Regions from separate parts of the Mus musculus genome. Here regions 2, 3, 4 and 5 are each linked to region 1. The links are chromatin loops, found by intact Hi-C in ENCODE. Cell type or tissue: left cerebral cortex. All regions are shown on one strand. Region 1 overlaps Msra (methionine sulfoxide reductase A). Region 2 has its middle 3.1 kb from the start of Mir124a-1hg. Region 3 overlaps Msra (methionine sulfoxide reductase A). Region 4 overlaps Msra (methionine sulfoxide reductase A). Region 5 overlaps Msra (methionine sulfoxide reductase A).

The links. A loop is a pair of places that touch in the nucleus more often than their neighbours do. Peaks named below come from ENCODE experiments on the same cell type or tissue, not always from the same donor. Only the 100,000 strongest peaks of a DNase experiment are listed, where the experiment ranks them.
Region 2: it touches region 1 in a loop (2.7-fold over the local background); 2 of 42 quality-filtered maps call a loop at or near these places.
Region 3: a loop joins it to region 1, with 2.4 times the contacts of the local background. A loop is called at or near these places in 2 of 42 quality-filtered maps.
Region 4: it touches region 1 in a loop (7-fold over the local background); 4 of 42 quality-filtered maps call a loop at or near these places.
Region 5: a loop joins it to region 1, with 2.4 times the contacts of the local background. A loop is called at or near these places in 2 of 42 quality-filtered maps.

What each region holds. Positions count from the first base shown.
Region 1 is chr14:64,307,152-64,312,151 of GRCm38, reverse strand. The region is part of intron 2 of Msra (methionine sulfoxide reductase A); the gene reads left to right. It overlaps Gm52131 (a long non-coding RNA gene), which reads left to right. Exons shown (of 2, transcript XR_003951179.1): 1 at 1-3,750; 2 at 4,230-5,000. Among named protein-coding and RNA genes, the nearest start is that of Gm52131, 4.0 kb to the left of the region's middle. In left cerebral cortex, CTCF peaks have their summits at 2,656 (motif pointing left) and 4,773; DNase peaks (open chromatin) are centred at 947 and 2,111; H3K27ac peaks cover 5,000 bases.
Region 2 is chr14:64,582,468-64,587,467 of GRCm38, reverse strand. No RefSeq gene overlaps it. Among named protein-coding and RNA genes, the nearest start is that of Mir124a-1hg, 3.1 kb to the left of the region's middle. In left cerebral cortex, a CTCF peak has its summit at 4,134; DNase peaks (open chromatin) are centred at 1,475, 2,132, 3,040, 4,348 and 3 more places; H3K4me3 peaks cover 978 bases; H3K27ac peaks cover 4,759 bases.
Region 3 is chr14:64,220,125-64,225,124 of GRCm38, reverse strand. All of the region lies in intron 4 of Msra (methionine sulfoxide reductase A), which reads left to right. It overlaps Gm52132 (a long non-coding RNA gene), which reads right to left. Exons shown (of 3, transcript XR_003951180.1): 1 at 3,885-5,000; 2 at 1,962-2,159. Among named protein-coding and RNA genes, the nearest start is that of Gm52132, 6.7 kb to the right of the region's middle. In left cerebral cortex, a CTCF peak has its summit at 2,933; DNase peaks (open chromatin) are centred at 2,098, 4,463 and 4,968; H3K27ac peaks cover 4,624 bases.
Region 4 is chr14:64,397,983-64,402,982 of GRCm38, reverse strand. All of the region lies in intron 1 of Msra (methionine sulfoxide reductase A), which reads left to right. Among named protein-coding and RNA genes, the nearest start is that of Gm52130, 6.1 kb to the left of the region's middle. In left cerebral cortex, no CTCF peak of the experiment used is centred here; DNase peaks (open chromatin) are centred at 1,755, 2,736 and 4,497; H3K27ac peaks cover 5,000 bases.
Region 5 is chr14:64,368,748-64,373,747 of GRCm38, reverse strand. All of the region lies in intron 1 of Msra (methionine sulfoxide reductase A), which reads left to right. Among named protein-coding and RNA genes, the nearest start is that of Gm52130, 35 kb to the left of the region's middle. In left cerebral cortex, no CTCF peak of the experiment used is centred here; DNase peaks (open chromatin) are centred at 520 and 2,531; H3K27ac peaks cover 4,889 bases.

The DNA of each region.
Region 1 (5,000 bases):
TGTCCCCAGAAGCTCAGCTGGTGGCACTGTGGGGAGAGGGGGAAGAGTGAAAGGAAGTTAAGTCATTGGGAGTGTGCCCTTGAAGCCACTATTGGGATCTTAGCCTGTCCTCCCCCATATCTGCTTACCAGCCACCATGAGATCATCAACTTTGCTGTACTATGGCCACCATGCCATGATCCTCTGCCTTACCACAGGTTTCAGATGATGAGCTGAACCATCATGGACTCAACCCATGAGCACTAACTTTTTTCTCAGGCATCTTTGACAGAGTGATGACTAATATCTTGTTGGGAGTGACAAGTGACACAGGTCTGTCTCAGCAGGCTGCTGTCCCCTGCAACGTAGTAGGAACTAACATTCACTGACCTCAGAGTTGAAAACATCAGGGCATGTGACTCTGTGCTGAGATTCCTTTTCTTTTCCATTCCTTATTGGTTTTCAGAGGTTTGCTACAACCCTACCAGAGTCTGACCTAGGGCAATACACCGCCCTCTCCATGCTTTAGCTTTCTGTTGAATGGATCTGGGGCCTCTCTAGGTCTGGGCCCTTTGTTCTACCTCCTCTCTACTCAAGACCTCAGACTCACCTGTCACCGGGAGCCTGGGAAGTGCACTGCAATTGGCCAACTGGCTGATAGGTGTGGTGTGAAAAAAAAAATGACTCCAAGTGTGGTAGCCATGCCTAGGATCCTGGCACTTGCATCAGGGTCAGAGGCAGCAGGGCTGCTATACATCTGAGTGCTCATTTGAAAAAAACAAACCACTGAACAAACAAAAGGAGACAGACCGCTTGCAGAATTCAAGTTCACAATATCTAAAGGGCAAAATTATACAGAACCCAAAATAGCATATGCCTGACATCTAAAAATTCTGTCTTTAGAAGTGCAGCTTGGCTCTCTCTGCTGCTTAAATGAAGTTCCCAATTTGGCTAAGTGTATGCAGTCATTGCACAATGGGGGTTCCAGAGCTTTCTGCTCCTTTCCTGTCACTTGTCCACCTGTCTATGGGAGAGGAGAGAACGGTTGGCGTGGGGAGGGCTCCTGTCATCTGGGTCACCTATAGCTACACGGAAAAGGCCAGATTGAGACAGCGCTTGACTTTCACCCTGCCAGCATTCAAGGGGCTGGTGGGCTAGCTAGGCAGTTGGCTCAGAGAGGTCATGTGACTTACTCAGGGTGGCCGGGCCTTTGGAGCAGGGTTTGAGCCAGAGACTACTTGGTTTGGAACTGACATCCTTTTTCTGATGTCACCTTTCTCTGCACTGCTTGAAGGAGCCTCACTAGGGCCCGATAGATTTAAAAAATGCCTTTCAGCCGGATCCACATACAAAAGCATGATTTCCAGCCAAGCCAATTTAGTAAATTGATTTGTAAACTCCTGTGTGTTCCCAGAGTGCTCTGAAGGACCCTTGAGATGCAGCTTTTGCTGGGAAAATGCAAAGACTCCTCCAGCTCTCCCCTACCCCCCTTCGATTTTAGTAGCAAATAATGCAGACAGCACTGGCTACATCTGCCTGCCTGTCAGTTACCCAGAGCAACAGTGGTACTTTTTACCTGTCCAAACTCCTCCTTCAGCCTTGGAGGTCTCAATACATTATGCCAAAACAGTGTCACCAACTGTAACTTCATCAAGTGACTGAAGAGTCCAATGTGCTGAGCGGAATGCCTGCATGGCAGCTTTATGGTTTGATCCAGTCTGCTGGTGACTGCGGAGCTGCAGTTAGCATTTAGATCGGCTTTGAGGGATCGAGGCCACACCGGTGTGAGAAAATACAGAGGTGTGTTGTGCCCAGCAATCAGAGACGGCTCCTTAAACGAAGTCCCTGGCATTCAGTCTCAGCAAGTTATTTTAAACTCAAGCTATTTTTTATTCTGCTTTTTGTTGTCTGTCAGTAACTATCTTTTCCCCAGGTCTTCTCCCGCTCCCTTCGTGGACTGGGCTGATGTTATGGGGAGGCCACAGCCTCAGGTCCCTGTTGCCCCTCAGGCTTGCTGCTAATGCTCACTCACAGGTTAGAGGCAGCTGACACTCTGCAAAAGTGAAAGCGAACATTTCGCAGTTACGCAATGCCTTTGTCTGTGCTGTCTGAGAGCGCCCTGTGGCCACCCTCCCTCTAATCTGCACAGTGTCCTGTGAAGTGGGCAGAGAAACAGAAGCATCTGGAGATGAAAGACTCAGCCAAGCTCCGAGCCTACTTTCTCCCTTCTGAGAACAACTTTGGCCAGATCTCCATGCCTGTCTCAGGAAGGTTTTTCTCCGCTCCCAATATCTTAATGAAAGTGACAGCTGGTGGCTGTGGGCCACTCTGTTCAGCAGAGCATTAGGCTATAGCCCCCAGGTCAGGGGAGTGTTGTCAGCTCAGAACAGCTACTCCTACTCTGGAAAATTCTCCACAGGCAAGAGGATCTATCAGAGGAAAAAAAAAAAAAGCTTACTAATGGAGAAGGCTGTGTGGTAAAGGAAGGACAAGAGATGCTGGTCATAACTAGAGTTGAAAGAGGAGTTATTTGACACTTTAGGGCTAGAGAGATGACTAGTGTTAAGAGCACAGTCCTCTTGCAGAGACCTGAGTTTGGTTCCCAGCACTCACGTTGGGTAGTTCACAAGCACTTGTAATTGCAGCCCAGGGAGATCTGATGCCCCCTGCTGGCTTCCTCATGTGCCTGCACTCATGCACACAGAGACTCACAAACAGGCACATATCCATACCCAGAATTTTTTTAAAGAACCTTTAAGATTTTAAAGTACAGTCTTTGAGCATCTATTTGCCACCCAAACCGTTACTTCCAAATCTGAAAGCTTGTCCTTGACAACAATGTCTAACTGCACATTGGTGTACACATGTAATGGCATGTAATATAGGGGCGTGAGATAGGAGGGTCACAAGTCCTATGCCAACCTGGGCTGTATAGTGAGAGAATGAGACTCTCATCTCAATTAAACTTTCCTTTTAAAGAAAAGGACTAGAACTTTAATGTTGATTGTTAGAAAGGGACAGCAGCTGCTGTCCCCTATTGTCTCTTAGGTTTCTAATGGCCTCATGGTAGATTTTTTGAGACAACCAGCTTCTGAGAGACCTATGATCTGTGTCAGGTTGTCTTGGGGGCCCTTCAACAAGGAGAACACATGCCAGTGTATCCTAAGACATCAGGGGACACGCTGATACCCTTGCCACCTGCTGACCTTGCCACCAGGGCCAGACCTCTGCAGGCCTTTCCCAAAGTAATATACAGAAAAACTGGTCACAGACGCATGGGGACCAGCAGCTGTCAGAGGCCTGATAATGTGCTCCACTCCTGGGGACACCTTTGTCACTTTGGAAGAATGAGTTCAGTGTCTCTATGAGGAACCCATCACGAGAACAGCACTCCCCTCCCCACCTGGAATTGTGACTTTTTTTTTCTTTAAACAGTCCTGGTTATTTGTTGGCCAGCTGAGAAAACAGACTTAGAAACAGCAGGCAATATGTCAGGCTTCAAAGGAAAATGTATTGGTGTCTCGCTGGCTTGCAGCCAACATTATGTTGGTAAATAATCAAATCCCGGTGCGGCGGGTTTCTCCCTGAACCTTGACTGAAAACTATTGAAGCTGGGTCTGGGAGGAGAAGAGTGGCAGCCACGCATTCCAGGGGAAAGGCTGAGGAGAATGACTGGGAATGCTTGTAATTAAGCAGGCCTTCTATGCCCACAAGACTGATGGGACAGCAAGCTAAGAACTGGAGCGAGCTTCCAAGATGAGGAAGCACTGGGTAATTAGATAGCACCTCTCCCTAGCTCAGTGGTCCTCACCCTTCCTAATGCTGTGACCCTTTAATACAGTTCCTCATGGTGTGGTGACCTCCAACCATAACACTATTTCATTGCTATTTCATAACTATAGTTTTGCTGTTATAAGCTGTAACGTGAATATTTGATTTGTAGGATATCTGATACATAACCCCTGTGGAAGAGTCATTTGACTCTTTCCCCTTAAGGGGATCATGACCCATAGGTTAAGAACTACTGCCCCAAGTCCTTTGAAGCACCTTCCAGGGCAGTCTTTAGTTATTGTAGACTTTTGTTTTTTGTTTTTGTTGTTTTCTTAAGACAGGATCTCATATATCCCAGATTGGCTTTGAAGTCACTAAGTGGCTAGGAGTCAAGGATGACCTTGAACTCATGATCCCCCTACCTCCAGCTTCTTAGTGCTAGGCTTCTAGGCATGCACCTCTGCGTTCCCGTTATGCAGGACTGAAGATGGAGCCCAGGGCTTCCTGCTTGCTAGGCAGAAACTCTTCCACCCACATCCCTAGCTTTGGAGATATAGTTTAAGGTAAGTTTGTTTTTTGCATCTTTTTCTCTTGTTGCTGATCTTGACTTCCATTTTATTCCTAGATGCAGACAGGCCTGATGACAGAGGGATGGGGCGTGCAGGCCTCTGAACATGGGCCTGTGGTGTGACTGAGGAAGGGTAGCCATGTTGTTTTGAGAGACCTAGGGTGCTGCTAGATGAGGTTCCTGCCCCTTTTATATACAGTGTATTGGATGAAGAGGGGGGACAAGGACAGCATGGAGCTTGTCTGTAGTGGAAAGAAGAGACATGATTCTTGAAAGCATTTCCATCTCTTTCCACTGTAATTCAATGTTGTCATCTATACAGTTCATGTATAAGAACCACACAGTCAAGTTGAAAAAAAAAATCTGTGTAATTTTTAGAATTTTGGGATGGGCTGTCGTTATAGCTACCATAGACCTATGGGCTGTTGGTGCCACATCCTGGTAGGGTGTGGTAAGTGGAGTCCAGGTGGGAATTGTGTATACTTGAAGGGTGCTCCTGGCAGGAATAAGATGTCATTTACCACAGCAACACTTTATTGGTTTAGGCATCACTTTTATACCAACTTTAGTCATTTCGGCGTGTAGAAGACCCAAGGGTACCAGGTGGTGGCACACATTTAATCCCAGCACCAGGCAAACAGAGGCAGGTGGATCTCTGTGAGTTCAAGGCCAGGCTGGTCTA
Region 2 (5,000 bases), 280 kb before region 1:
GCCAGGCTGGTGAGGATGGAGCTGGGTGCTGCTGCGGTTGTGGTTGCTGTCACTGCGGAGAGCGCGAGGCTGCGGGGCGGTGCGGCGACCCGAGCGCCAGTGCAGCCTCCTCCTCACCCCTCCCTAGGCTGGCGTCTGGGCAGGACAGTGCTGGGGGTGGGAAGACGAATGGCGGAAGGTGGGGGGATGGAGGACCATAGTCTCTTGTCGCCCCCACCAACGCCCCCCCCCCCGCAGTCAAGGTGAAAGTGAAGGAGAGCGGGCGCGCGTGCTCGCGCCTCTAGTTGCGTGCGCGCGCTCCTCCCCTGCCCGCGCCCTCCCGCCCGCCCTCGCCCGCCGGGGCCAGATGGACGTCCGAGATTACAGAGGCACAAAAGTGCGTCTACACGTCCAGCCACCCGTCCTGCGGACGTGGAGAGCCACTTCGGGGAGGCGCCTTTTGTTGTACTTGTGTGGCTGTGTAACTGTTTTTCTTTTCCAAGAGCAGAGTTAGCTGTGGCTTAAAGAAGGACCAAGAATGAATGTCCCCCATAAGAGCGAACCAAAAAGACCTTCCCCCACTCGAGCCCCCGCGCCTGCGATGAGAAATCTGTCTTCCCAAAGGGCTATTGCGGCAGCCGCGAGGCAGCCCCGACCTGCTCACGCAGGCCCATCTGCTTTCCCTACGCCTGCTTTTCTTTGATGACTTAAAAGAAACAAATAAACAAACAAACAAAAAAAACTGAACTGTTTCTTGGGCTATGTTGAATTCAAGACATCTAGACAGGGGAGAACAAACTCGGAAAGCTAAAAGCAGTCTTAAATGTTGTGGCTGTCAATGGCCAGTGCAGAGGGTGGTGGCCGCGGCGCCCACCTAGCCCTGATGGACCTCCGGGGATGCCCCCTGGATGGAAGGCCATTTCTGTTTCTGTCAATTGTTAGGTAAGGACCCCAACAGAAGAACGGCTGTAACAAAACCTCCCCCATGTGCTGTTTTTTGCTTCAACACTGTGTGGCTAGAAGCTTAGGAAATAAGCTGTTTTTGTAAATTTCTAGAATTGAGAATCTTAGGAGGGGTGGGTAAGAACTAGAAAACATCCTTGTGACGGATTTTAATTAAAAAAATGTAACTAGTTGGCAAAGGCCCCTCGCTAGGCAATCTTTCTGGGAGCACTGACCACTTTCATAATAGTCCCCACTAAATCGCTGGTCTCTCTCTGCGGTGACTTGGTCTTACTTACCACCATTTTGATCAAGGTTTTTAGCTTTAGGACTATTCTAATGTTCTGTCTATAAAGCATTCCTCGGCAGACAGTTTCGAACCCCTGCACCAGGAAAGGGTGGGGCTGTGACTTGAGGTCTAGTCGGTTTTGACTGAAGAGCAATGGGACATGGAGGATACTTTCCTGTGCTAGACTGTCAGATAGGCCTAGGGTTTTGTTTAGCTTAAGAACGTTTTTAATGCAATTCTCCTGCGCCGTTGCGGCATTGCGGGACGCTGGCTCTCTCGTCTTGCTGCGTGGGGCGCGCGCGCCGGGGTGGGGGTGGAGTGGGGGAGCGGAGACCTGGTTTTGTAACAGGCTCCGCAGGCCCGAGTGGGAACGCCTTAAATGATGAGCCCAGGGTTAAAAAAGAAAAAGAGAAAGGGAGTGGGGGGTAGATACGGCAGCTGATGCTGAATTAATAGTTAGAGCATACCCCTGGGACTTTCTCCAACCAGGGGGTCAGGAGTCCTTGCCCCTCCCCCAGCCACAGATTTCATATCTGTTTTTAACCAGTCTGAGCGGACGGATGCTGGGCCATTTGTAATGGCTTCTTAAAACCTAAACCCTTGGGCTTAAGGGCTGTCTATGCGCCTGATCAAACTCACCCCAAGTACTAACACGTTAAGAAATTACATTGTAAAACCTCCCCAAATCGGATTGACTGGGCTGTTTGGGGCCCATATGGCTGGACAGCTGGACAGCTCCGCTGAAAAGACACCATTGCCCCACGGATGGGATAAAGCAGGGCTTCCCCAGAGAGCTCAGACATGACCTAAGTATTAGCGTAGCCTGGGGTAAAGACTGAGTTAAATCTCTCTCCCTTCTTGAGGTTAAAATAAAGACAACAGAAATCAAAAGGGGAGTACTTTTGAATTCATTGTGAATGGCGTGCCTCCTGCTGGTCCCACCATAGGAAGGAGAAGGAAGGAAGACTGAGAGGTGCCCTTCAGCTGAGCACATGCATGCGAGTGGGTAAACGGGAGGGGCAGGAGATTGGAAAGAAATATATTATTTGCCAAGCCGTGACATGTGTCAGTGACATTTGTGGTTCCCTGTTCAGAGAAGTAGGGTTCTGACCTCTCTCAGCTGATGCTCCAGTGTTAACCATGAACAGTGTCTGAGTGCAATCTCCACAGTGAGAAGAAAGATGGAAGCCGGGCACACACACACACACACACACACACACACACACACACACACACACGCAGAGAGAGAGAGAGAGAGAGAGAGAGAGAGAGAGAGAAGAGAGAGCCCATTATGAAATGCAGCCGGTTTAATTTTTAATATGATGGCGGAGCCTCTAGCACATTCTTCCCTTGTTGTTAGCATTCAGGAGGAGTCATTTATCCTGTGGCAGAAAATTTTTAAATGGCTTTAAAAAAATGTCCTGAAATAGAATATTCTATCGTCACCTTCTAGTTTTGGAATACAAAACTCTATCCTTAGTGAAATATTCAGACAAATAAGCTAAGTTTGTTCTTACTTATCTACCTGTATTTCTGATACCAGTTTTCTTCAGGCCTTTCCAGTAATGTTGAAGGAGGGAGGGAGGAGAGGAAGAGAGAGAGAGAGAGAGAGAGAGAGAGAGAGAGAGAGAGAGAGAGAGAGAGAGAGAGAGAGAGAATCAAGGTTTATAAAATCATCATTCAAAGTCATCCAACTCTATTTTGGAAGATCGTTTCTACAGTGAGCCTCCCTCGTTTGCAAGGTTTATATCAATTTCAGCAGATTCAGAAGTGTGTGCTTTCTGTGAACGTCAGTTCACATCTTTGGAAATAACTGCAGATACTTCTGCAGTTACCTTGTCTTTCCAAAAACAAAACACAGCAGAAAACAGATTTGGAGGTGGCATTTGGACTGCTAATGATAGAACCTGGGAGCTGCCTGACTCTTCCTGATGCACATGAAAGAAAAAAATCAAGGCCCAGAGAGATGGAAAAAATCCCTTCTAGAACCGCGAGGCTGATTCCTAGTAAAGGACAAAACCTGGGTCATTTTTGTTGTTATTGTTGTCGCATATTTTCTTCTATATCATATTTGTACTTTCATATTTTTCTTATGATTTTTTTTTGCCAAATAAAGGAAGTAAGTAGCTTAGGGTAACATTAGTCTAAAGCAATGTATGCTATTTTTCAAGGTTACTGGCAAAGAAGACTGTGCAGGTTTTCCAACATATAGAAATGATAAAATTCTGAGGACCTGGAGTTACTAATTACTCTGAATTAATAGTTGCCCATTGTGAATGTATGTTGAATTACCACAGGCTATCCTATGACTAGGCACAGTGACCATTAAAATAAGCAAACAAAAACATTTACGGAAAGCTAAAAGAAGTAGCCTGCTCTGTTTGTCTTGTTTGGTTCGTTTTGCTTAGAGTGAATTTTGAGATGCTCCTACGTACATTTCTCTAGTTTGATCTGTATTTCGGGACATGTTTAGAAAAAAAATACACAGAGCCAGCTTGTGTGTGTTGAGGGGAGAGAGCTTGGGGACAGTTCAGGGACTTTGACCCAGTGCACTAAGTCTATAACGTGTTCAGGAAGTAATCACATTAAAGCTGGCATAAGCATTTCTGAGGAAGGACCCACAAAGCGTGAGCTCCCACAGTCAGCACCCTTCCATACTCATTTTGAGTGAAGAATGAGGAAGGCCCTTGAAGAGGGTCTTTGGTGCAAGTTTCCTTTATCAGATGGCAGTCACTAGTCAATTTATTTTGCTTCTGTTTTATCTGACAAATTATTCATAGTGTACAACCCCCCTAATCTTTAAAGAAAGCCAAAAGGAAAGCAAACCACGGCTTGCTGGAGGACACCCAGCCCCCCATTTTCTTTTGCAACATGGGGAGATGATTTGCAAAGTCCTTGTCCTCACCTGGGTTGTAGGAGCCTGTTCCAGCCAGTAGGCTGGAAGATAGCATCTCTCTTTTAAAGATCTGTCTGGCAAATCCTGCTCAGGTCTTAAAAAGCAGAACAAGGAAAGCTTAAAGTCTACGTGTGTTTAAATGTAATTCATCTGATGGCACAGCCTTCTTTATTTTTGATGACTCTGTGGGTCAGGTAATGGTCCCTTCAGCAGGTGAGAGTATCTCTATTCCCCTTGGAACGTTCCAGTCCAGTGTAACTGGGCCTCCTGTGCCTTCTAAGCAGATTGACTGGAGCCTACTGCAGATTTAAAAGCCATCCCATCTTCCCATCGCTCTATGCTGACCTAGATTGCAGGATGAAGGCTAATGATTCATTTGCAATGCTTATGGTGGGCAGCTACTGCAGGCTTCCCCTCCCCCTCGCTCCCAAAGAAACCCTGTTCTCCTTATCATCTGATAGTACCACAAATAAATATTTTTGTTCAATTGCTACATAGGGCATGAGATTATTTCCTAATGAATTATATGCCTCGGGAGAGGAACCATAGCTCACTAGTGCTTCGGGCAATTTTTAGCATGTGTCAGATTGTGTTTGCATTGGAGAATTTTTTTTAAGGTAATCTCTTGTTTTTCTTTTCGTCTTTGTGCAGAGTTATAACATTCAACATACTTTAGGTCTAGAAGACCCTTGCTTGTGTTTAAGAGTCTAACAGGAACATGAAACTGTTTATATGCGCAGAAGGGGACAGAGGGGTGGGGGAATCTCATGATCATATTCATGTGCCAGATATTGTTTTAATAGGAACCGGACAAGGCCTTCACCGAATTTCATTTAGAGGCAGCCACCATGCACAATAAATTATAAAATCAGTGCATTAGCCCTGAAAAAAAAA
Region 3 (5,000 bases), 87 kb after region 1:
AGGGTAATAAGAGGCGGAGTCTATGTGGATTATAAGGGAGAGCTCCATTCTCAGTGGCCTCCAAGCCTGCTAGGTCCTGTACCGCTACCCTTTCCTGATCTATTGTCCAAGATGTTAAATCACAAAACAAGCCTCTCTCATGCTTCAACACATTCTCTGATTGCCCATTCCCTTTGGAGCCATTTATAAACTCTAAAGTGGCCAATGTGACCTCAGATTAACCCATGACTTTAGATTAACGCCCCCTCTCTGCTCAGGGCATCCCAAATACAGTGACCTTCATTTCTTTATTCTGCTTCTAGACAACAGAAACATTTTCTTGCTCTAGTCTGGCACTACTGCTAAGTCTGCCCACAGCTCTTGACAAGCATGGCTCCTTCTTGTCCTCTTGATTTCTACTGTCTTCCAAGAGGCCTTTCTTGACCTTCCCAAGCTAAAGTAGAACTCCCTGCCCTCATAGCCTGTGTAGCTGTACACCAACAAACCTGACCTTCTCAGCATTTACCCCAAATGTAATGATTGGTATACATCCTGGTTTTCTAACTTGATATAATGAGTGTGTGTTTGTGTGTGTGTGTGTGTGTGTGTGTGTGTCTTATCAGACTGGTTTATAGGGTGTGGTCTAGGTAGTCCAATAATGGCTGTCTCATCCTGGAGACACTGAGATTGTAAGTGTTGAGTTCATGCAGTTGGATGTCACTGCAGTCCCAATCTAGCACTGGAGGCCTAGAGAATTTCTGGATTGCTGCTGGCCTTCAGTCTATACTGAAGTCCTGAAGAAGTGGGTTCTAGTGAAGGCATGCCTCAGCAACAAGACAGATGAACTTGCCAGCGAGAGTAAGGGCAGCAACAAAAATGCAAAAACATGCAGGCTTTCTCAGCTTACACTTAAGGCTGGAAAGTCCCAAGGACTTTCTGTGTATATGTGTGTGTATGTCTATGTATCCATGTGTCCGTGTGTCTGTGTGTGTCTGTGTGTGTGTGTGTGTGTGTGTGTGTGTGTGTGTCCGTGTGTCCGTGTGTCCGTGTGTGTGTGTGTGTGTGTGTGTCCGTGTGTCCGTGTGTGTGTGTATGAAGGTAAACTTATATAGGCCAGAAGTTTTAACAGGTGTCCTGCCCACTCCCTCTGTGAACATCACTCCAGCCGTCTCAGTGCGGCTGCCCCATAGCCTCTTTCCAGGTGCATGGAAGAGCAGCCAGTGTCTCCCCCATGCACACCCCCATGCTGTCTACTGGGAAACATTAATTGCAGGGAGAAATATCCCATTTTCCTCCTGTTTCCCATCAAGTGGGTAATTAGGTGCTGGTGTGTGTATATTTGAACTTGCCAAATTAATATCTGAACTTTATTGTGCTGACCCTTTTAAGTTAGTTTTTTTTTAAATAAGTCACCAGTTTTGAAGGACTATCCTTTTTTTAGATCATGTATAAGAAATCTATCATCTGCAAATAATTAGACAGTGGGAATGATATTGTATTGCTAATGAGCAGATGTGCATGCTTGCAGGGAGGGAACAAACAGCTGCACACACACAAAATGGAAAAGTGGCTCAAACCCAGCATTACAGATTCTGAGAGGGGTTTCATTCTTTAAAGAATTTCAGGGAACAGAGAAAAATGAAACAAAGAATCTGGTATTTTTTTCATTATTAATTCTTCTCTCAAGTGTGCTTCCCCCGCATAGCACCATCATACATGTGCACAGCATCGCTGCTGTTTGCACTCTCGAGTGTCCCTTTCAGAGAATGCTTATATGGAACAGGTTTGCTCGGCCTTTCCTCCAAACTGATTGAAGGACTCAGTGGGTAGCATTCCCATGCTGACCACGGTGCTTGGGAGCGTATGCATGTAAAATCCTATTGGATTCTTAAAGGAACCTGTGAAAGTTAGACCCATTCTGCAGATGGACAGACTGCCCCAGTGAAGCAAGAGGATTTGCCTGGAGCCTACTAGTACATTACCATTATGTGACAAAGATGGAATTTGTTCCCCTGGGCTCAGTTCCAAGCCTTGTGTTCCTCCTCTGGGAAGGCACGTGATTCCATATTGTTAAGTGATGATTTCAGAGAGCAGGAAGCATGACCTGTGGTGACTGGAACCAGCTGCACACTTGCCAGTGTCTGTGAACTCCTGCGGTGTCCGTTACAATTTCATACACGCTGTTAAGGATTAGCGAGAGGAAGATAATTGGGCTTTTGGAAACATTCAGAGGAATCACACACATTTTACATCATCATTTAGAATCTGAAAATTTTTACACTCCAGCAATAAAATATGAAGTCAGAAGAACTACTACACTTCAAACGAGAGTCCTAAATTAGGAAAGGGAGATCAGAGCTGAGATCATTGGTGGGAACTGGAGTTCCTAGACTCTAATAATGTCAGGCTGGGCTGTTCCATTCAGCTCACAAATTAAAAACGATTTAGGATGTTGGATTGAACATTTAGAATGCACTGAGATCATCACATGCAACAGCCGACAGATTGTAAGGAACGACCAGATTAAGAAGAAAGGAAGCAGGAGCAAGACAGGCAGAAGAAGACGGGAGACGCCCATGTTCTGAGAGAATTCTCCAGCACCATAAAATGTGGGTTTGGGGGTCCTTACCAATGGCATCAAAGGTGTGAGCACCTCAGAGCCCTGAACATATGAAGCATTGCATTGTACCTAAAAATGGCCTGCCCTTCCAGTCATACACAGAGCATACCCTAAGCCAGAAAAAAGATTAGTGTGGCTAAAGGGTTTAAAATCATATAGATTAGAATTCTCTTACCACCATTGCATTCTACTGGAAACCAGTAGCAGAAAGTTATCCAGAAAAGTTCTCTTATGTTAAAAAGAAAATTTAATTTCTAACTATCTTAGTATTTTAGTTTGCATGTGAAATTTCCCCACAAGCTCGTATATTTAAACACTTGGCCCCCAGCTGGTGGTGCTGTTTTGGGGTTGTGGGGCCTTTAGGAGGTGAGGGTTATGAGGAGGAAGTGGCCCACTGTGGGGCAGGTCTTGAGGCTTACAGTGGGATCCTGCTTCTCGTCCAGTCTCTGCTCCCTGCTGTCCAGTGAGCTAAGCAAGCAGAATCGAAAGTTCTGCCACTGTGCCTTTCTCCACTTCATGGCACCATATCCCTCAAACCATTAGCCAAAATAAATCCCCTTTAAGTTGCTTCTCACTGTGCTGACAAGAAAAATCACTAGCAAACCTAGTTATTAAGGCTAAATCATGAACAAAATTAGAAAATGCTTTAATTAGGCAATGATTAGGGTACTATATATATATCCAAGTTCACAGGGCATGGCTAAACAGATCGTAAACCCATCTGTGAGAAGACAGAAGGGCATCCATCTCAAGATGCAAGAAAACCAACCACAAAGTAATCTCAAATGGTAGGAAAGAGATCATTAAGAACATAAACCAATGATGTGGAGTTCAAACCACAGCAGAGGAGACATGAAAGCCAAGACTTCCTATATGTATATTCAACTGGTTAACTGTTAGAATAGTTGATCAACAACAACAGAACAAACAAAAGAATAAAACAGGGCCGAGAATCCCAGTATGAAGAATAAAAACATGGAATCTCAATACAAACACTGGACATACTGCCAGACTCAGAGGACACCTGCAGCAATGAACTTGAGACAAAAAGTTACATTGAAAATAAACCCCTTAAAAAATAGGGCCCAACAGAATGAAACAACCCTGGGATCCTTAGAGAAACTGAATCCATACTTGATAAGATCACATGCTTCAATGAGTTTTACCAACATTTACTAGGGAAATAGTTGCCGGCTTGTGGGATGCCTTCCAAGGGCTGAAGAGAACGGAATCTTGATACCCACATCTGAGCACAGGAGAAAGCAAGATCACAGTACAGTCTCACCTAGGAGAATGTTTGCAGAAATCCCCAGTGGGCTGTTAGCCAACTGAGATTGGTGGCATCTTGAGACAGGATCCATGACCAAGTGGATTCCAGAGCACATGGTTCAGCAGTTCAGCATTAACCGAGAAAACCGAACAGGGTGTTTCCTGGACAGATGAAAAGAAAAACACGGCTACTGGTATGCAACACAAGTTAGTATTCATAAATGAGAAAAGCATGGGAAAGAGTCTGTACAAAGACTCACTGGGTGCACATGCGCTACTGAACAGTGCACTACTCAGAAACTGCAGCGTGTTGGAGCAACTACTGTAGTTTTGTTTGTTTTTATGTGTTTTGCTTGTTTATTCATTTCTTACTCCCTCTGTAGCCCAGGGCAACCTGGAACTCATTATCATGTAGCACATGCTGGTGTCAAACTCACAAGTGTTGCCGTTAGCGATGTACACTCTGTTACAGCCTCTAATCTGCCTTGTACTGGCATGGGTAGGGATCCTCCTTCAGACCTAAGTTAAGGAGAGAAGCAAAGGGAATGACTGAGGAATGCTCACTTCTCCCCAGCTCTCTGGGATTTCCTCTTCTTCTAGTGGTCAAGTGACTGAGTTCTGACCAATGGAATATGGCAAAAAGACATCTGCCACTTCCAGTCTTAACTCCTAAAACTCCAGCCTAGCCCCTGAGCTCTAAAAGTGGGAAGCAACTTGAGTAGGGAAGCAACCTACCAAAGAGACATCAGCCTCCACCAAGCTAGGCCCCCTAGGCACTCAGGGGGCAGGAGGGGTTAGCAGCCCTTTTTACTAAATGAACTTTGCATGAGCAAAAGATAAACGATTAGGTTCATCCCTGAGAATTTCAGATAGAGGTTCCTTGAGGGTGAGTGTCGTTAATGAATCTCTAATTGTGTTCACTTAGCCATGGGGCAGCTGGAAGATCCAGTAATGAACGGACTTCGCTTAGACTTCCTCTTAGATTATTTTGTAAATTTAGTATAAACCCCAGTGAAAACCTACAGTCCTGCTGCTGTGCTGTTGCTATTCTTGCTCTCTCCTCCTCCACCCCCTTCTCCTTCAGACTTAAAAAAAAAAAAGATTCCCATGTATTTATAAAAGCAAATGTTTT
Region 4 (5,000 bases), 91 kb before region 1:
GCTCCTGGCCAGCGTCATCATGCTATCTTGACTGAGGCTCACATTCTGTTTCTCTACATTAGTTCATTAATATGTTGTTTGAAGATGGGGTTGAAACAAGGAAGACTGAGTCTATTCTAATGAAACTTTTGTTTTGATTGTAAGATCGGGGCTTAGAGAGATGGGTCAGTGGGTAAAATCACATGCTACACAAGTATAAGGACCTGAGTTTGAATCTCCAGAACTGACATGACCTCCCAAAGCATAGCTTTGGCAGGGCAGAGTGTAAATACTAAATCTTTCATCACTCTAAGATGTTAATTTTCATCCATCAAGAATGATGAGGATGCTGAGTCAAAGGTATCAATTTTAGAGAAAGTTCCCACTGTTTTATTTCTGCTTCTCTATCCTCTTAGGCTGATGGTGATGGGGTGCAGAGCCTCAGATCTTTGGCATACATTGTAGATTTTATGGGTCTACATTCTTGTTCTGGGTGATGGTTCTTTTTTCATTTCTTGGATAGCCTTGGTGGGGATATTCAGTTGTGGAGATATGTCCCTCATTATAGAAAAGACTAAGTAATAAACGCTCTTTGCCAGGTATTCAGCACCCATTAACTGAGTATTAGCCCTGTGCCATGCACAGGAACAGATAGAAGGAGGCAACAACTCTATTTGAAGAGTAGCCCTTACACATAACAGAGGTCATGTCATTCATGAGTTCACTGAGGAAGTACTGTGGGTCTAGCCATGTCTTCACTCAAGGGATTTCTGTGAGGTCCCATGACATCACAATAATGTCCAAATACTTCATCATAGTCTGTGAAATTTTCCACAGCCAAGCTGCAGCCATCTTGATGCCCTCGTTTCCCACTGCTTCCCTGTACCCCAATACATCACCTTAGACATAGTCCTCAATTTGCAATTTTTGACCTGACCTCTATAGTCTATAGCCATACTTAAAGCAGTTTTTGGAGACTCTAAAACAGTGTTTCTCAACCTGTATGTTGTGACCCCTTTGGGGGTCAAACAATCCTTTCACAGGGGTTGCCTAAGGCCATTGGAAAACACAGATATTTACATTATTATTCATAACAGTAGCAAAATTACCATTATGAAGTAGCAATGCAAATCACTTTATGGTTGAGGGTCACCACAACATGAGGTGTTAAAGGGTCACAGCATTAGGAAGATTGAAAACCACTGCTCCAGAGGAAATACCTCTGTTCCTAGGACTTTGGAAACCTCCTCTAAGCATGTGGGATCAGAGGTCACCTTTTAGCGTTTTGGACATCTATATAGACTACAATTCTGCCTCCTTATAGGGCAGAGTTATATCTGCATAAGATCACTTTGGAGAACTGAAGCTATTAGCTCCATGGTGACCCATTATCTGGGGTATTATTTGTGGCATATTCTAATAGTGATATATAATTTGTCCATACAATTCAGATCTTTATAATAAAATATGAACAGGCCTTTGTGGAAAGAAAAGAGTCTTGTTGAACAAGATGACAGGACACAGCAGGGCCTGCCATTTGTGTTTTTGTTGGTCACATTCCGTAGCATCTGGAGGAAGTGACAGAGGTCCTGTTGCATTCATTTTCTGCTGGTGGTGTGGGTTGAATGACTCAAGTGTGGGGTGCCTTTAGATGGAGAAGCAATTAGGGTAAGGCACTGTTTGTGTATTTGATTTTCTGATCAGTATGTGGGTCCCAATGGTGATTCACACTCAACCTTCATCTTGGAGAGAGAACTGTTCAGAGATGTTGTGCCAGACAAAAAAAAAGTCTTGAGTGCTCAATTCTTGGAAAGTTCCAGATGGTCAGTGAAGCTGAGCCTTTCTGCAGAAGAGGCAACGTGGTTGGAAGGATATGCTCCAGAATTATGACTTGGGTAGCATGCTGGGGACAATGAAGTTTTGGATTGTTTTTACACTACTTGAAGCTCCTGGGGCAGGCTGGGATCAGAGAAGTGCATTCAGGGTAAATGACTGCAGTTTAGCACTGCCTACAAAGGTATGGTCAGGGTCAAGAGAAACCAATGGGGGTGGGCAGAGCCTACAGCACTTAGTATCAGTTCTACTACCCTAGGCAAGAAGAGGAACAGGAGAGATCAGTTATAAGAATGGAAGTGTGGCCACAGATGGCAAATTCAGTGTTTCCACATCCTCTAGAGCCTCCAGTATTTCTGGGGATCAGTTTTGGCTGTACTTAATCAATTCTTCTGAAAGTTACTCTCCATTCGGTTTTCTAGACCTGCTCTGTACCCTATTCTGTGCTTGGATGGGCTACATATACCCCAAAGGGCTTTCTGGCTCTCTGGCTCTAGTGTGTTGGCCAATGGGTGACACTGTTAGGAGACTGGACAGCTGAGAGATTGGTTAAAAATGGATTCTTGCAGATTGCCCAGCCTGCGTTTGGCCATGGCAGAATTCCCCTACTGAAGGGCACAATTACTAGAGCCAACTAAGCATGCTATGGGATTCTCATTGTTGAGTTGAGTGCTTGCTCTACTAATTGGAAGAGGCTGATGGATTGGAGATGTGGACTAATACATATCACACAGAGAGATGGAAGCTTTTGTTTGCACTCATCATGCTCAGGATTTTAGAACTCAGTGAAAGCTAGTAACTTAAAAATGCCACTGAGATGGTACGGGTGCCATGAGGCTTTGGCACGGATGCAGCTAGTGATGGTGGGTGGTTCCTAGCTTTTTCTGCAAGGTAGGAGTGAGATGATGGCGTGAGATCCTGAGGCATATAAAGGTTTGAGAAAGAGGAGGTGGAGAGGGGGCTTGTTGGAGCCAGGAGAGGGACTCCATGTAGCACAGATCTGCCTATCTACAATCTATACCTGTCATTGCAGCAGCCCATGGCTGTGGCATCCGCAAGCTGTGTCCTGTAGATTGGGGTGGAAGAAGAGGCAGATGCTCAGAACAGTCCAGGGATCTGGTGAGGGTGGATGTGGTTGCAGCATAAGGGAGTGGAGATTTATTTTGATTTAGTTTGAGGGAACACAGTCCGCCACAGCAGGGAAGATATGGTGGCTTCACGGTGGTGGGAGATTGTAGGTCTGCTTGCCTACACCTCTATGGATCAGGAAGCAGAGACGGGACTGGAATAAGGATGGTTATAAATCTCAAAGCATACACCTTCCCCAGGCCCACTTCCTAAAGGTTCCATGATCTCTCAAAATACCACCACTAGCTGGCATGCCAAATTTTAAAATATAAGTCTGTGGGGACCATTTTACCCCCATAACATATTCTTAAACTACTTGAGGATCAATGAGTTCCAACTCCAACTCTTGGAGTTGTGCCTTTGGCCACTACAGATATGAATCTACCAGAAAAGTGGGATTGTGACTATCACAGAGGAATGACACCATTCTAAAGAGAATACTCTGTGCGTTACCATAGTAATGCTGAAAGAGCTAAGGGTGTTATCCAGCATGCTGCAGGTGTTAACAAACAAGGTATGCAGGCAAGACTCTTACATAAATAAATAAAAAATTAAAGTATCTATCAAGCACACAGGTCCCTCAAGGAGTTGAGACAGCTTCCTGAAGCTGGTAAGGAAAGATGACAAAAGGCAGAAGCCAAAGGGAAAGAGACCAGAGCTCAGTGGAACCTGCAGCCTGCTCTGTCAGAGCAATCCTCTCTGTGGGAGCCACGCAGTAGGGAGCAGGTCCCTGGGAACTTATGGCATAAAGGAAGTACAAAGCTAGATGACTGGCATAAAGGAAGTACAAAGCTAGATGACTTGGGACGTGCACGTGGCTCAGTTGGTGGAGTGCTTGCCTAGTAAGCATGAAGCTCTAGGTTCCATCCCCAGCACTTGATAAACTGGGTGCAGTGGTGCACATCTGTAATCTCAGCCCTTAGGAAGTACAGGCAGAAGAATCAGAAGTTCAGAGTCAATTTCTGCTACATGGAATTTGAGGCCAGGCTGAGGTACATGAGACCCTGTCCCCAAAGAGACAGGCAGGCAAGCAAGTAAACAAGCAAGCAAGCAAGCTAATCTCTGGCCTGTGAAAAAGACAGATTGAATTGTGCTCTGGGTGGAAAGGCAAGCATACCCAGAGAATGGAGTAGGGCCGCAGCAGTGGAAGCATGATGCTGCGGAGAATGGGTGTGTTGGGAATGACTGTGCAAGGCAGCGGCAAATAATGGCCTGTTGGTCCTGGGGCTGCATGGGTAGAGGGGTACATATTTGGTGGTATCTATAACATGAGTGGAAACAAAAGGGATTCGAAGATGTAGAGGAACTTTGTGGACAGGTGAGATGGCCCCAAGTGATGCCAGGATTTGGGGTGGACAGGCAGATCAGGAGACAAGTGGAAGACCATCAGAGCAAGTGTCAACATTTCCAGGGGGAAAGTGGTAAGAGAAGGCAGAGAAGCAAGGGCATATGGTGGTATGGGCTGCAAAGGGCTTATGTCTAGGGAGAGGGGAAAGATGGCTTTTCCTGGGCCATTCAGAGAATCTTTTTCAGCAAATCCCAGCTTGAGCTTTTTGTTGGGTGTGGTGCTGCCACGTTCTGGCCACTTGCCTGCTCTAGGTAGGAATTCTGTAGAAGAGCTAAATGGCTGTGGTGCTGTAATTGGATCTGAGACTCTCTCCCTGCTGCTCTGATTCTAGTTTGATATTAAATAGGCTATCTTCCATGAGACATCAGTCGGTAAATAGAACAGGAGGTATGGCTAAATAGTTAAAATTATTTTCATCATTGTGATTGTGATCTGCCTTGCCATTTCTAACCAGATAGCCACTTATCTTCCTTGAAATTTTGCAAGAAATCTATTATTCAAGAATGCAGGCATGATTTTGGGGGTGGTTGAGTTAAACATTTTTTTTTTATGGATTAGATATGAAATTCAGTAAAAATAATTGAATTAAATTGAGTGACATGAATAATTCATGACATGTAATTTCACATCAGTTCTGATGTAAGAGTAAAGCGATCAGTTTGTGTGCTGGAAAAATGTATTTTATTATTTAGAAAGGTAGTGAACATTTGCT
Region 5 (5,000 bases), 62 kb before region 1:
AAAGACACCCCTCCCTCCCAGTTCCCTAGCAACCATTAACTTCCAGGAGTTCTTCAGCTAGGGCTGGGACCTCATAAGCTCCTCCCTCATCTTCCTTGGAATGTTGATGTGCTCAGCCTTGGGCAGGCAGTCACAGCTGCAGTGAGCTCAAGAGTGCAGTGGCCCTGTCAGCTCCAGAAGCCAGCTACACAGCACTCCTCCTCACCCTCTGGCTCTTGCCATGCTGTTAAGTACCCACCTTCTCTGTGAACAGAGCTCTGGCTTCCTAACCACTGGGGTGGTGGTCAGGGCTTCTCTTGGGAAATAAATGCTGAACATTTGTAACAGGAACACCCGATCTCCTTGCTTTCTGCTACTTGAAAATGCCAATGAGCCGAGACAGGAATTGAGTCTTTAAAATTGCTCTTTATTCAGAGAGCCTGCAATCTGGGAAAGCAGATTAACATATTTAAACTCTGCCTTGCATCTCATTTCCAGCTAGCAGATTAAACAGGAGGTGGTGTGCTGGTGGGTTTTTGTCAACTTGACACAACATTGACATATATGGGAAGAAGGAACCTCAACTGAGAAAATGCCTTCATAAGACTGGCCTGCAGGCAAGTAGTTTCCAAATTGATAATTGAGGTAGGAGGCTCCCCATTCACAGTGGGTGGTGCCACCCTGGGCAGGTGGTTCAGGATGGCATAAGGAAGTAGACTGAGCAGCCTTGAGGAGCAAGCTAGTAAGCAGTTTTCCTCCACTGCCTTTGCTTCAGTTCCTGCCTCCAGGTTCCTGCCCTGGCTTTCCTCAGAGATGGAGTCTGGCCCAAGCGTCATAGCTGAAGTAAATCCTCCCTTTCCCAAGCTGCATTTGGTCATGGTGTTTTATAACAGTATGAAATACAGATAAAATAGATAGAAACCCTAACTAAGACAGGAGGGGGCCAAGCCAGTCCCTTATTCTGGGGCTCAGGCTTGCCCCCAGACACCTGCTCAGGTGTCAGCCATGTTTCTGAAACTTGGGGTGTTTGAGCCTCTCTTGTTGCCATCCCTGGCACCCTTCCCTCATCCTGTATGTGTTGGGGTTTACACACTTCTTGAAACAGAGGCAACCTTGTACTGCTCCGGAGGCATCTGGATTGGGAGCACATTAACTCAGAAGAAACAAACCACCAACTCTGTGTGTGTGTATGTGTTAATACACTATATCTTGTATGTGCTGACTCCTTTTCACAATACAGAGAACACGTTTGTCCTTATACTATGTGCCCTGTCACATTTATGTATAGAATGTACGAACAGTAGGGCAGCTGGGAGAACTCTCAGGGGCGGCCTGACTGATGTTTGGAGCACACTGCCTCAGGGTGTGTCACACTGGTTTCGTTCCTGTTTGTATGGGAAGAGGTGCCCTGCCTTCTTCAGCAGTGCTGTGGTCAGCACCAGCCCATCACAGGTTACAGGCAAACGGCCTTAGTTTTAAGTCTTAACAATTCGATGGTCCAGCCTGTGTTCCTCCTCACAGGACTATTGTGAGATCAAAATGAGATGACCTTTGGCACTCTACATCACTTAAAGCTAGCAATGTTCCCTTTATTAAACTGGCTTTTCCTATCAAAGATATTTATGCAAGACAACTATAAGATAGGTTTTTGGGGGCCTGGCAAGATAGGTTAGTGGGTAAAGGTGCATTGTTGCCAAGCCTAATGACCTGAGTTTGGCCTCGGACCCACATGGTACGGGAGAATTGACTTCCTTAAGTCATCTTCTGACAGCCTCATGTGCATACACACAGACACACACGCACAGGTGCACATGAGCACATAAAATAAATGTAAAAAAAAAGAAGTTTTTTTTTTTTAACATTTTTATAGATGTTGGGAAAATATTTTAAAATGAATTCTAGAACAAGACCAAAGAAACCAGATATTTCCTTTACCTTCTAGACACTCAGATGATCTTACTGATCTCCAGGACTAATGACTTTTTCACACAAATTAAAAAAACAGTTGTTAAGTTCCTCCATCCAAGTCTTTCTTTCAGTAACTCACTTTGTATTCTGGCCATTTCTCCCCCTACCCATTTGTCAAGCTGAGAATTTAGTTCTGTGGCCTCATTTGTTTTATTTTGATCTTGTGGATGGAGTGAGGCCTGATTATCTGTGGGGGCAGTAGGGGGAGAGCAGGTCACCCCTCTTCTGACCCAGGGAGTTCAAGTGATGAGGTAGGTGCCAGGGGAGATGTAGTCAGAGAGCAGGGCTATGAAGGACAACTTCAAGAGCAGCCCTGGGTTCTCTCAGTGTGTGTGTGTGTGTGTGTGATGACGGCACCACTCAGGACAGGAAGACTGCTGGGAGCCACCTGCTGGCTCTTGCTGTCTCCTTTGCGGGATGCTGGAATCGGGAGACTGTAATGGGGTCTCAGGGTTTGGTTCAGAACTATAATTTTGGAAGACAGAAGTTTAAAATTAAATCCTTAGTGCTAATGGTTATTTCTTTGAGGCCAGGAGCTTCTCTCAGTCGTGGGTGCAGGATAAAACACTGAGTAATCTGCCAACTCTACCTGAGATTTACAGTGGATGGTTTCTACTGCATTCAGTCGCACCCAGTCTTAGTTAGGCTTTCTATTGCTGTGATGACACACCATGACCAAAAAACAAGTTGGGGAGGAAAGGGTATATTTGGCTTACACTTTCATCTTTCAGTCTATCAAGAAGGAAATCAGGATAGGAACTCAAACAGGACAGGAACCTGGAGGCAGGGGCTGATACAGAGGCAATGGAAGGGTGCTGCTTACTGGCTTGCTCTTCATGGCTTGCTCAACCTGCTTTATTATAGCACCCAGGACCACCAGCCCAAGGGTGGTACCACCCACAATGGGCTGGGCCCTCACCCATTAATCATCTTAATCATTAACTAAGAGATGCCCTCCAGGCTTGCCTGAAGCCTGATCTTATGGAGGCATTTTCTGTATTGAGGGTCCCTCCTCTCTGATGACTTTAACTTGTTCTAAGTTGACATAAAACTGTCCAGTACACACCCTGATGGGAACTGTTAGTCTCCCTAGGCTGTGATTCCTTTATAAGGTTGGGAACTCAGGAACAAATTAATATAACATTTTGTTTAGGGGCTGGTAAGATGGCTGAGTAGGTAAGGTGGCTTCTGAGCAAGCATGAGGATCCAGAATGGATCCTCAACACCCCTATAAAAACCGCATGGTGGCACACTCCTGCAACCCTAAGGCTGGATGCAATGAGAAGGCACAGGAGGATTCTGGGAGTTTGCTAGCCAACCTGCCTCATATGGTGAGTTCTAGGATCAGTGAGAGACCCTGTCTCAAAATCAAGGTTGGAAGTAGAAAGGCACCTGATGGGATCTTTGGCACACCACACATATGTGTGTGCACACACAGGCATACATACCAAAAAAAAAAAAAAAATCTATCAAGTACTATGGGAATTCTGAGCATAGACAGAGGATGCAGGAACACGCTCTGAGCTGTCTGCAAAAGGGGATGGCAGCTATGATGCAGCTCTTAGGATGTTCATTGTCCTCAGAGCTTTCTAGCTCCTTCAAATCAGAGGAAGTGAATGAGACAGAGATGTCACTAATTAGGTCTGTGAAGTCTGTGGGCCAGCACCACAGCACAGAGCAAGACCAAAGCAACCTGAGAGAGAACATTCATTTGTCCTATTTGTATAAATGTGTGTATTCCCTGATAATTACCATAGCCATTGTTTACTATTGCTACTCTATATTAATTATCTATTCAATGATAATTAAATACATAACTTGAAGCATCTTCCCCAAACAAATTACCTTTTATCAATTGAAACAAACCAATTAAAAAATTCAAAATGCAACCATGTAATCAACAGCTTAATACATGATAATTATGACCAAAATTTCAATTAATGTGTTAATATATGACCTCAACTCTCCAGATACAAACAATAATAATAATAAAAGCAGGCTCACATAGCAATTATGGCCTGGTTTGATTGACAGATATCCGTGAGTTTGTTTTTCTGTCTGGCTTGGTAATTTGACTTCTATCAAAAGAACCGGCTTTTGTTCTCACCCTTGTTCTGAAGCCAGTGCATAAGATGTGCACAAGGTTTAAACATGCAATGTTCTTATTTTATTCTCCTGAGAATCTTTCCTTGTCCTTCTGTGTCCCTGTCTGGTCCTCTTCCAGATGTCCCTTGGGCCTGAGGCAGGCAGGCAATATCACTGATTACTTACAATGCAGATAGCGACAGTGTGGCACAAACAGTGTGGCTGAGGATGTGAGATCCTGCCAGATGGTTCAAGTCAGGTTGAAAAAAACAGGAAATATTTTATATGACCTTGTCATGACTGGTGCTAGAGTTTGATGGAGCCCATACTATTCTCTAGTATATATGTGGAAGTCTGTGTGTGTGTGTGTGTGTGTGTGTGTGTGTGTATGTACGTGTGTGTGTTTGGAGCAGAGTGTGAGAATGATATGTCAGGGTGATAAATCCTAATAAACTCTTTGCTTCAGCTGGGAGCCATAAGAAAGGAGGCAGGGACTGGAGGAATCTTGTCAAGGAGTGTCAAGGAAGGCTTGGAGGGAACTTAACTGGTTGGAAGGATGTAGTAGAAAAACATTGGAATGGAGAATGTTCTTATGTGCTTAGGTTGGGTCAGGACACCAGTTTGGCCAGAATTCAGGATGGGCATAGACTCCTAATGATAGTTATGCCAAAAAAGGAATGTCTCAGTCTTGTGTTTCATTCTCTATATGAGAGCTGATGCGATGGCCGTGTCTTGGTACGTATGTTAAGGACATAGGACTGTAAACCTTCCATTATCAATGCTCCATCAGCTGATCTTTACTTCCCTAATTCTTGATGGCCAATTTGCTCTGAGATGAGATTTTCTTCAAAACAGACCTGAGGGTGCATATAAAACCATCCTTGGTTTTAATTAGCCTTCCCCTTTCCTCAGAAGCTCAGCCCACTTCATTAGACTGATAATAGGCTTTGTGTGTGTATACAATGAGC